Regions from separate parts of the Mus musculus genome. Here region 2 is linked to region 1. The links are chromatin loops, found by intact Hi-C in ENCODE. Cell type or tissue: gastrocnemius. All regions are shown on one strand.

Region 1 (5,000 bases):
CATACACCATGTATAAGCAGTCTTAGTCCTAGGCATTTACTCAACAAAAATGAAAACAGAGATCCACTTAAATTATATATAGATATAGATCCCAAAGTGAATATAGTTATATGCCCATCAACTGTCAATCAACAAAAGAGATGTATTGTGGTATGTTCATATATGATATGCCATTCATCCATATCAAAGGACAAATTGCTTATACATGCTACAGTATGGACTGGCTGTTACCATCTCTGCCTGGCTGGCAGAATAATGTCGGTGACACAATGGTGGAGCTGGGCTTCTGAATGCTGACTTCTGAGCCCTGGGTATTTCTAACTGTGCTCTCCGTCCTCCTGGGTTCTGAAGTTAAGAGCTGAAGTTCAGGCCTCAGTGTCCACAGTATCCAGATTACTTCTTACTTCCAGGACACCTCATGGCCCTTCTCTTGAGTCTTCAAGAACTCTATCTCTGTTAAGGCCGTGTGTGCATCTTCAGTTCACTCCTGTTCTCCACGGAACCTCATCCCTGCCCTGCCATTAACCACCTCCACATGGCCTGATGCCGCTTTAGAACTTACTTTGTTCATTCAACAAATATTCACTAAACTCACGCAGAGTAGTTGGCTCTGTGAACACGAGCTATGAACCCAGAGAGAGTTTTGAACAGCTCCGAGCTTGCTCACGCCTTGCCCTATTCTCAGCAGCGTGTTTACACGGCTCTTGTGATGCATTATGCTGTGCTATAGTCAACTGCCTCTCTGAGTCTGAGAGCTCCTTGAGAGACAGGGTCTTATTTCATTAGGACAGTGGAAGAAGGTGACAGAAGGAAACACTTGTGAGGCCTGAGTTCAGCTCGATCACACCCTGACTCTTATTTTGGTAAATGACCAACACTCTGAACTCCAATTTCTTTGTCTCTAAAACAAGCCTCCCATCACCAAATGCGCAGCATCACCGTGAGGATTAAATGAGCAGACAGCGTGTGTAGAGCTCCACGGTGCTAATCATCATTGTCCTTAAGTAACATAGCATTGTGATGAACTGCCTTGCACACACTACATGTAAGCACACGGAAGCTACATGGTAAACATACAAATGGATGGATAGAGACAGCCACGGAAGTCCATTCTAGGTGGCCTTTTTTCTCTTACCTGGCTTCTTATAAGTCACATAGATATAGAGGAATAACTCAATGACATAAGTGATGACAGCTGCCCACCAGTTGATGACAAACATGACTGCACAGCACAAAATCGCTCCAAAAAGAGATACCCACATGTTGTAAATCCCATATGCAGGCCTCCATCCTGGAAGGAGAAATAATAAAGAAAAACTGCACACATCAATGCTACTGTACCACTCTGTACTATAAAAGTGCAGTTAACAAATCCTCCTCTGGCATAAAATTGTAGTTTTTAGGTCCATGTCCTAGCTCTTAACTGTTTTTTCTTTTATGATCTTGCATCCTTGATCTACAAAAGTAGTATTTGTACCAAAGATGATGCTGTAAACGTTGGGAAATAGAAAGCGCCTGAAAAGCAGATGGTCACAGACGCCTCTGTGCTTCTTGTGAGTCCTGATTGTCTTCCCAAATTACCAAACCTCAAGAATATAAAATCAACACCACCAGGAAGCTAAGGGAAGAGGGTACATTGGAAAAAGTGGTGTCCTGGCAACAGGTGGGCAGAAGAATGTCCTGTCTTCCCGAGAGCTGGTTAGCTTTTGCTCCATGCACAGAGAAATAGAGGTAGCCTGCCTTACTCTTATTCTAAGAAGACGATGTTTGCTCCATCAGAAGCAATGAGCAATAATCTCACAGAAGAGGAGACATTTTGCTATCTGTGGTCCTTAGGCACAACACATTGATATGTACAGCATTAGATTTTAAAGTGTCTGTCACAGTTCCTATACACACAGATTTCTATGTTTTATTAGTTTTCTGAAGTGAAAGAGCCTAGGAAACAGCTCAGTCAGGATGGGAAAACCTGATTTGTAGGACACATTTGGTCACTGGGTCAATGCAACTTTAAATCTGGAGTCACTGCAACTCAGCGGGAGTCTGTCTAGAGGAGCAGTTCCCTCAATGACCACAAGGTGGAAACAGCACTCCAGGAACGCCATTAGAGAAGCCCCAGGTGTTCTTAGTTCTGCTTCCTCTCAGAGACAGAGGATGGAGGTCAGGTGGGTGGGGAGGGGAAGGGTGGATTTTGAGAGTCATTTTGGGGTTTGTGTATCTACAGGTGTCTTCCTGCATACTTTTTAAAAAATATTCTTCCCCTTTTCTCTCTTTCCCATTACTCCTTTCTACTCTTCTGATAATTGTAGCTGGCTTGTTTGGTTTTGTTTGTTTGTTTGTTTGGTTGGTTTTGGGTTTTGGGTTTTATTTTTGTTTTTGTTTTTGTTTTTAATAGCAAAACATGGCACAGGATTGTGGATTTGTGTTTAAAGACAAACCACACTACACTAAACATCTTCAGTTATTTTCTGTAACCCAGTGGCCTTGTGTGGACACAGGCCCCTCAGTCTCTTTGCAAACATCATTGTCAACACGCTGAGGATGGGGGCAAATCGTAAAAGAATACTTATTTAGTAGCTTGGAGGAAAAGTCTTCACAGTGAAGAACTTTCTGAGAGTCATATGACCCTCAGGTGACTTTCTGGAGGGGTCAGAAGGACAGTGGGAGCAAATGAGAGATGAGGGGTGATGAGCTAGGAGACAGCTCTTGGGTGTGGAATTTTAAACGATTTAAGACCACAGAGCAGTTGTGTACCGATGCCCCCAGCGTGGGCACGGCAGTAGATCTGCATTGCCCGCATTCAGCAGGTAATTATGGGAACCGCTCATCCTTCTCTTCTGCACCATGGGCAGGAAACAAATTGATAGTGAGGAGGTCTCAAATATATACATTTATTCCACTCCTGTGGTCACTTTTACCCTGGAAATAAATAGTGGTGTTTTTCTACTGCTGAAATAAATGTGGTTTCTCTTGCAATGAATAATTTATTGCCACAGGAGAAAATTGACTTTACGGTTGGTCAAAAAGGCCATTGCTCATATGATTCCTTTTCTATTTCGGAAGTCATCCCCCAACTCACCAAAATAAAGTGGATTATGCTGCCTACAAAGATATAAGAAAACATAAAAACACAGATTGAACACTTTTCACGGACTTATTTCATTTATCGAGACTAACTGTTTGCTTAGGCTTATGTTTTCATTTAGGCTTACCTGGAGATTTGGCATACGAGGCATGGAAACAGGAGAAATTAATAAGCGCATATGAGGCCAGGAAGAAGTTGGAGATGATGGGGGCAATGACATTCAGCTCGGCTGCAAGAGAAGAACAGTATGAGTGACATGTGTGCAGCGGGAGGGCGGCCGAGCAGCTGCTAAGGCCTGGAAGCGCCACTTTTCTGGAAATTGAAAACATAGCTCGCAGCTGTCAAAGTTTAAGAAGTTAGTGTTTTGTTTTGATTTTTTGTTTTTTTTTTCTTTTGAGACGATATACATACTTACAGCCGAGGTTTCCACGGAGTGAGACTCAAGAAAAACCTGCCAGTTAGAAAATAGACAATCCAAACCTCTGTCTCTACAAGAGCTAAGCACACCAACAACTCCTCTATAGCAGTTTCTGATGTACCAGGCCCTGGATTCCTTGTCTGCTATATAAACAGTCAAGAGGTTCTGTAGGACGGAAACCCATGCGCTTCTCAATGGTTTTAATGGAGATAATTTAATATATGCATTTTTAAAAAGTGGAATGTGTGATCATTTAAATGCTGAAGAAGAGGGCTGGTAAGATGGCTCAGTAGGTAATGGTTTGCTCAGCCAAACCACGTCACACAAACACACTCAGGCACTCACACACAAATGTAATAAAACATTTAAATACAGCAAAGGGCAACAGTTTGAATATTACGGTTAGATTATAATTGTTATATTACTGGAATCTTCATATAAACTATTTTTATTTATTTTCTTAAAAATCTAACAAATTTAATTGGAGTTATATGTAGCCCTTTTCCAACTGCATACACATTGTATAAGCCAAATAAGTTGCAGTTGCTCCTAGAGTTTCACATACAAAGGAGAACCCTTAGTTTGGTTTTGGTTAAGGGAGAGCAAGGATTGTATAGCTGACAAATACCTCTTTTCAAGATCATGTGGCTACTTCTAGATTGCTTGGGATTGAGAAAGGAAACAAAATCACAATCCAGGTAAGTGATTTTCAAAAGATTTAGTGTGTGTGTGGGGGGGGGGGACTGGGGGGCAGGGACTTGGAGAGCTTGTAAAACGCAGATTCCAAATCGTCAGCGATTCTAACTCAGCAGCCCTGGAATTGGGCCTGCAAAATCTAGACTTTCAGAGACACTCTAGTGATTCCGAGAGGCTGGTCAAGGAACTACATTTGTGGAAACATTGGCCTACATAATTCTGCTTGCCGTTTAGAGCTATCAGGCTAGTGCATAGAGCAGGAGCTGCCGTGGTGAGAGCATACTGACTTGAAGGGAGGGTTCGGTTGTATTTGGCTGGATGGGCTTCTAATATTCAGGTTCAGAGAACAGAAGGGTAGATTCTCCTTCACTTCCTCAAAGGTCCTCTTTACTAAACTGTCTCACTTCCCTCTTAGACAAACACTAGCATTCCCAGACGGAGTCTTAACCATAAACCTGCTAACGACTCTACGAGCAAAAGGCCGAGTAGTCAGAAGAGTCCTTGGCTTTCTGTAGTGCAAGAAAACTACACACCGATGAGAATGAATGCCATGGCTATCACAAAAGTGAGGAAGTACCCTCTCAGGGGCTCGTTGTTTTTCCCATAGCCCTTTGCGAAGAACTGCAGTCCTTTGAAGATGTTGTCCTTGCACAGAGCCTAATGGGAAAAAAGAGGAGACATTTGTCATTTGTATCTATGTGCACTCGTTTTCTCTAGGTGATTCCGAAAAGAAGATTTGGGAAAGATTAAGCGATGCACAATCCGAGGCGCACGTTAACACCGCGGCTCATCATTCTTTAT
Region 2 (5,000 bases), 160 kb after region 1:
TCTGCCTCTAGCAATCGATTCTGACAGGTGCAGAGCAGGGAGGGGAGACAGCATCACCATACATACAGCATCACGCAAAGCATTGTGGGATCGGCCCTCCCGCCTCATTCCCTGCGGGTACAGCAGATCGCCATTTCCCCATCGTCTTTTCTTCTGCTTGAACAGAGAAACCACCATGGCTCTCATTCCCTCTCCAGGGCCGTGCTTTTTAGAACACAGCAGTCAGAAAATGGTTAGAATGATTTGGAGTGTCTGGATCATCACAAGGTTTTGCAATAAAAAAATCCTGTCCTAGCTGCAATGCACAAAGGACCAGCCAGCACCGTGTCTCCAGATGCATGGCAGAAGGACAGCGCTTACAAGGAGCAAGCAGGCTGACTGATTCCTGAACATTACAAATTGGGCCACCTAGCCGTGGTGTGCTCAGCTGCAGACAATTCTAGTTTCAAGGTAGGGGAAATGAAAGATCCAGAGCCAGGAAAATAGACGACTTCTCTTTGCGTTTTAATGCCAATGGATACAGTTTCCAAATCCTAGCCCCGGCTCTTGCCAACTCCTTTGCATTTGGCTTTGGGTTTTATCGAGTACCCAGAGTGTTGTCTCACAAGCTTTCTGCTGAGTATCTAGACAATGCCTCTGGGGTGCTGCGCTGTGGCAGTTACTGCGCCACTGCCTGGGACATTGCAGAGGGTTCTGCTCAGTCATTTTTGTCCTGAAGCTTCAGGAAGACAGTTGGATCTGAGAGTGGAACAGATTTCAAAGAACGAGCATATCAACCTGTGAGGCCTTCTGCTGTGGTGGTGGCATATGCTGTCTTAGAACAGTGCCCATTTAACAGGCTGTGCCGGCGCAGGAAAGGATTCTGACGCGTGCTCGCCCTGACATGGTGCTGTGTGTGTGGAAGCCACGATAAAGTTGAGCAGCAGATGGAAAACTCCGAACCTTTTATTGGCCATATGTCACTTTTGAGTGTTGGCCAACAAACTAAATTTGTAGCTAATATATAATGATTTAGGCAGGGGGGGAAAAAAGAGCAGCCATGCTTTGATTCTCAAGGCTGCTCCTCCAGGCTCCCTTAGCCTGCCAGAGTTCCTGGATGCTTTCCTTTAACCTTGTACCATCTTCCTGAATCACCCCCAGGTGGCTTCATCTCCACAGCCCTCTGTGTGAGCCACCTCCAGCTTGGTCCGTTTCTCTTCTGTTTCTTCTGTGAAGACTGCAGTGTCAGACTTCTTATTACAATGATTTTTTTCCAAGTCGATAGGAAATGTTATAAGGAATGAGGCATCAACGTTTCTGAACTTCAGCCTGTTGGACAGTGTCTTTTGTCTCCTCAGACGTCTCCGTCAGTGCCAGGCTCTGCCATCCCTCTTAGGTGCCTACAGTGGCTCCCTGTTCAACCTGAAGTGCTCGTCCTTGGTGTGGACTTGTGGGAGGGAAGCACATCATGACTTATGAGGATATGACCCGAGAGGGAACTCCCCTGGACAAGTGCCACTCTTACTGTCGGAATCATCTAGGAAGAAATGATGGATGTCCAGGATAAAGAGACTGATCCACCTTCTGGCTCTTTATTCTTTTTGGCGCTTCTGACCCATGCATGAAAGTGCCAAGTTTCCAACCTCGGCTGCCATGGGCAGCCTGCCTGACTTTGTGCTTGTGGGCTCCCAGGAGAAGGACCTCCCCTGGTGCACTATGCTTTTGTTTCTGAGTTTGGTGTTGGCAACAGCCGGAAAGGAGAGGGGGCCTTTAAGCTCACAGGCCCGCCAATCACCAGCTCAACAATTCAATGTATCATTGCTATCATTGTCTGACCCCCAAATGATTCTATAGTTGATATCTTAACCAAATGCCACCTAAGTTTCAGCACACGAATTCCCACCTAACTCAGCCCTTTCCCATTATTTTTCAAAAGTCTGAGAGCAGCATGTGAATGAAAGGGCAGCAGAGCACATCAAACACAACAGTGTTTGTAACATCCGGAGTAAGGCGCATTAAAGAGAGAATAAAATCCACATTCATCATGGAAGCTTGCCTTTGTTTTCTGTTATTATGAAAAGAGGAAACAGGAACGCCTTTCCCGTGGGAGGCTCTTCAGTTATCTGTTCCTGGATACCGCACAGAAAATTGTAGTTTTAGTTTATGTCTTTGCAGGACTTAACTATCCTTTTAGGTCTGATCAACAGTTTTGTCCCGAAGCAACTTTACTTTGGGGATTTTTACAGGGTGGATGGAACTGCTGTGCAAACAGACAGGTGTGCACGACTACCCAGTACAGCATCTTCTACATAGGCGGGAGACTGGAACCCACCCAAGAGCTCAGCAATGGAGAGCAAAGTTATTGCGCTGCCATAGAGTGCTGTGCAGCTGTGTAGAACAAGGATGGCCTCCATATCCAGAGGACGGAGCTCCATGGCACATGCCTGTGAAAGTCAGACACAGAACAGAGTGCACGTGTCCAGGCGACATTTGTTTATTCTCGGAAAAAGATGCTTTGGAAGGATATATAGAGAATAGGGCGAGAAGATAAGAATGGATGGGGTGTAGGGGAGACAACACGCCAGTGGTTTCTTAATATCTTTGACTCTGCTCTGTGTACCCACTGTTTTGAAGCAATATCTCTCTCCTGGGTCACCTCTGGATAGTCTAAACGCCTCCAGCTTTCTTGGTTTCTCTGTCCACCGTTGACCACATGCTCCTTCAGTGTGAGGCAAGTCCAGTCCAAAATTCTGCTGCTCAGTGACTCAGTGTGCTGGGGTGGAGCTGAGCTCTCTGGCTGCCTGTTTGCTTTGCATGAATATTCCCGTGGCTGCATGGAAGAGGCTCTACAGTCGTTGGGAGAGGCACTACAATCATCTCCATTCTCCATCTGAGGCTGTAGAGGCCCAAAGAATGGACCCTGTCTTGGTTTATATGAGTCAGGGTTGTTGTCTCAAGATTTGAACCCCACATGGCTTAGCTCCAGTGTGAGTTGATCATGGTGTTCTATGTGTGAGTCGCACAGCTGCATTCCCCCGCCTTTCTGTCAGTCCTCGTCAGCTCTGCATTGGCTTGTTTCTACTACACTCTCCATGCTCATGTGTACACATCTTTACTGGATCTTCGCAAACAAGGGTGTGCATCCAAGGTCCCATCTTTATCCCTATCTCTCTAGTACCTATCTCCCATCTTCTTAGAAGAGTTTTGACTCACCTGGAGTGCTTACCTTCCAAGCCTATGCCTATTTATTTAGAAGTTCATTTACACCTGTCTGCTGAACATTTCATCTTGTTGAAACCCAAGGCATATCTTGCCTGGGAAGTATTCTCCTCACTGACATCTACTCTGAAGAAACCAGCAGATTCTTCAGTTCATATTGGAAGCTTGAAAAAGCTGGTTCTAATATCAGTGAATGTATCAGAAGCAGCAGCAACAGAGTAGATGAACTTGGAAGCAAGAATGAAGGGCAAGCAGGCAAAAAAAAAAAAAAAAAAAAAAAAAAAAAAAGCAAAAAGATCTTCCATGTGCTATTCCCCCCTTCCTTCCCCCTTCCCCTCTCCCTCCCTCTCTCCCTCTCTCCCTTCTTCCCTCTCTCCCTCCCTCCCTCCCTCCCTCCCTCCCTCCCTCCCTCCCTCCCTCTCTTCTTCCAGTGCTGGAGGATGCAACCCAGTGCATCATCACTGACATCTATCTCCAATTGTTTCCCCCTCTTAGTTAAAAAAGAAAAAAGAAGTGGGACAAAGTCTTCCTAAGTTGCCCAATCAAGTTTGGAACTCATTATGTATTCCAGGCAGGCCTTTGGAACTTGTAATTCTTCTGCCTCAGTCTTCATGGGCTATCATGGCCCCTCCACCCCTAGTCTTGCTTCTTTCCCCCCCAAATATCAGGGTACCTGTGAGATCAAGGGTTTTGAAAAATGAAACTTCATAGATGAAAGCCAAGCATACAGGTTACTGTAAAGCTGCCAATTCTCTGTGAATTAACTATACACCCAATAGAGTTTGAGGAAAAATACCAAGGACCATTAAATATTTTCCTGAAACTAGACACACTGGCATGAGGATTTTAGTGGAGAAACAAACTAACGAAATGATCCAGGTAAAATAGGAAAAGGAGGTGTGAAGTGGGGATGCAGTCCCATCAGCTGCTCACATTACAGAGCAATGCTTTCGAGATTCATATCTGTGCGCGAATACCCAGAACCATAAGAAGAACAGAACTGGGTCTGACCTTGGCGGTGCTGGAGATTTAGTGCTTAATAAAGGTTGAATATCTTCATCAGTGCAGAATAGTTTTACAATTTAATAAATAATGCTGGGACAATCGAGTAGCCATCTGGAAAATAATAAAGTTGTATTTCTCCCAACTCTTCCTAACAAAATGAGTGCCAGATGGACCATCAACATGGAAGTTTAACTGTCAAGGGGTCTAGAAAAACATTGAAAAACTATTTAATGGTCTTGGAGTTGAGAAGGCCTTTTGAAGCATGATAAAATTCAGGAGCCATAAAAAGAAAGATTAATACATTTAGCCATAAAAATCACCATGTAAGAAACACTAAATAAAGTTAAAAGGCAAATCCTGTACAGGTGAAAACATTTGTAACAACCAAGCCAGACAAAAGGCTAAACCTGTTAAGATATAACAAATGTCTAGAAATGCATAGAAAAAAGATCAGCTCGGTATTGAAAAGCATCCCAGCATCCCGGGGTTCTGCACAATTGTTGTGCATAACTAAAACAGCATTTTTAACCTAATAGTGTTAGATTTCTTTAACTGTATTTTTGACAAGTTTTTTTGGACAAGTGTGTGGGAACTTACACCCTGGGACAGAAAGTGGAGAACTCTGAAGAACACAGCATCTGGGTCTCTGTCAAAAGCTAGACCATGTGAAAGCCTTTACATATCTACTGCATACAGGGAATGTCTCTGACCGTCACATAGGCTCTCACAATTAAAGAAACCTGTACCTGGCGAAGCATAGAAATACATCCCCTGTAGCACCGAACATGGCAGTATGT

What was found. Peaks named below come from ENCODE experiments on the same cell type or tissue, not always from the same donor. Only the 100,000 strongest peaks of a DNase experiment are listed, where the experiment ranks them.
Region 2: a loop joins it to region 1, with 2.1 times the contacts of the local background. A loop is called at or near these places in 2 of 42 quality-filtered maps.

What each region holds. Positions count from the first base shown.
Region 1 is chr2:125,186,481-125,191,480 of GRCm38, reverse strand. It overlaps Slc12a1 (solute carrier family 12, member 1), which reads right to left. Exons shown (of 27, transcript NM_001079690.2): 13 at 4,733-4,856; 14 at 3,213-3,314; 15 at 1,136-1,291. Among named protein-coding and RNA genes, the nearest start is that of Gm46760, 13 kb to the left of the region's middle. In gastrocnemius, a CTCF peak has its summit at 2,068 (motif pointing right); DNase peaks (open chromatin) are centred at 2,068 and 3,352.
Region 2 is chr2:125,027,849-125,032,848 of GRCm38, reverse strand. No RefSeq gene overlaps it. Among named protein-coding and RNA genes, the nearest start is that of Slc24a5, 38 kb to the left of the region's middle. In gastrocnemius, no CTCF peak of the experiment used is centred here; DNase peaks (open chromatin) are centred at 87, 828, 1,590 and 2,322.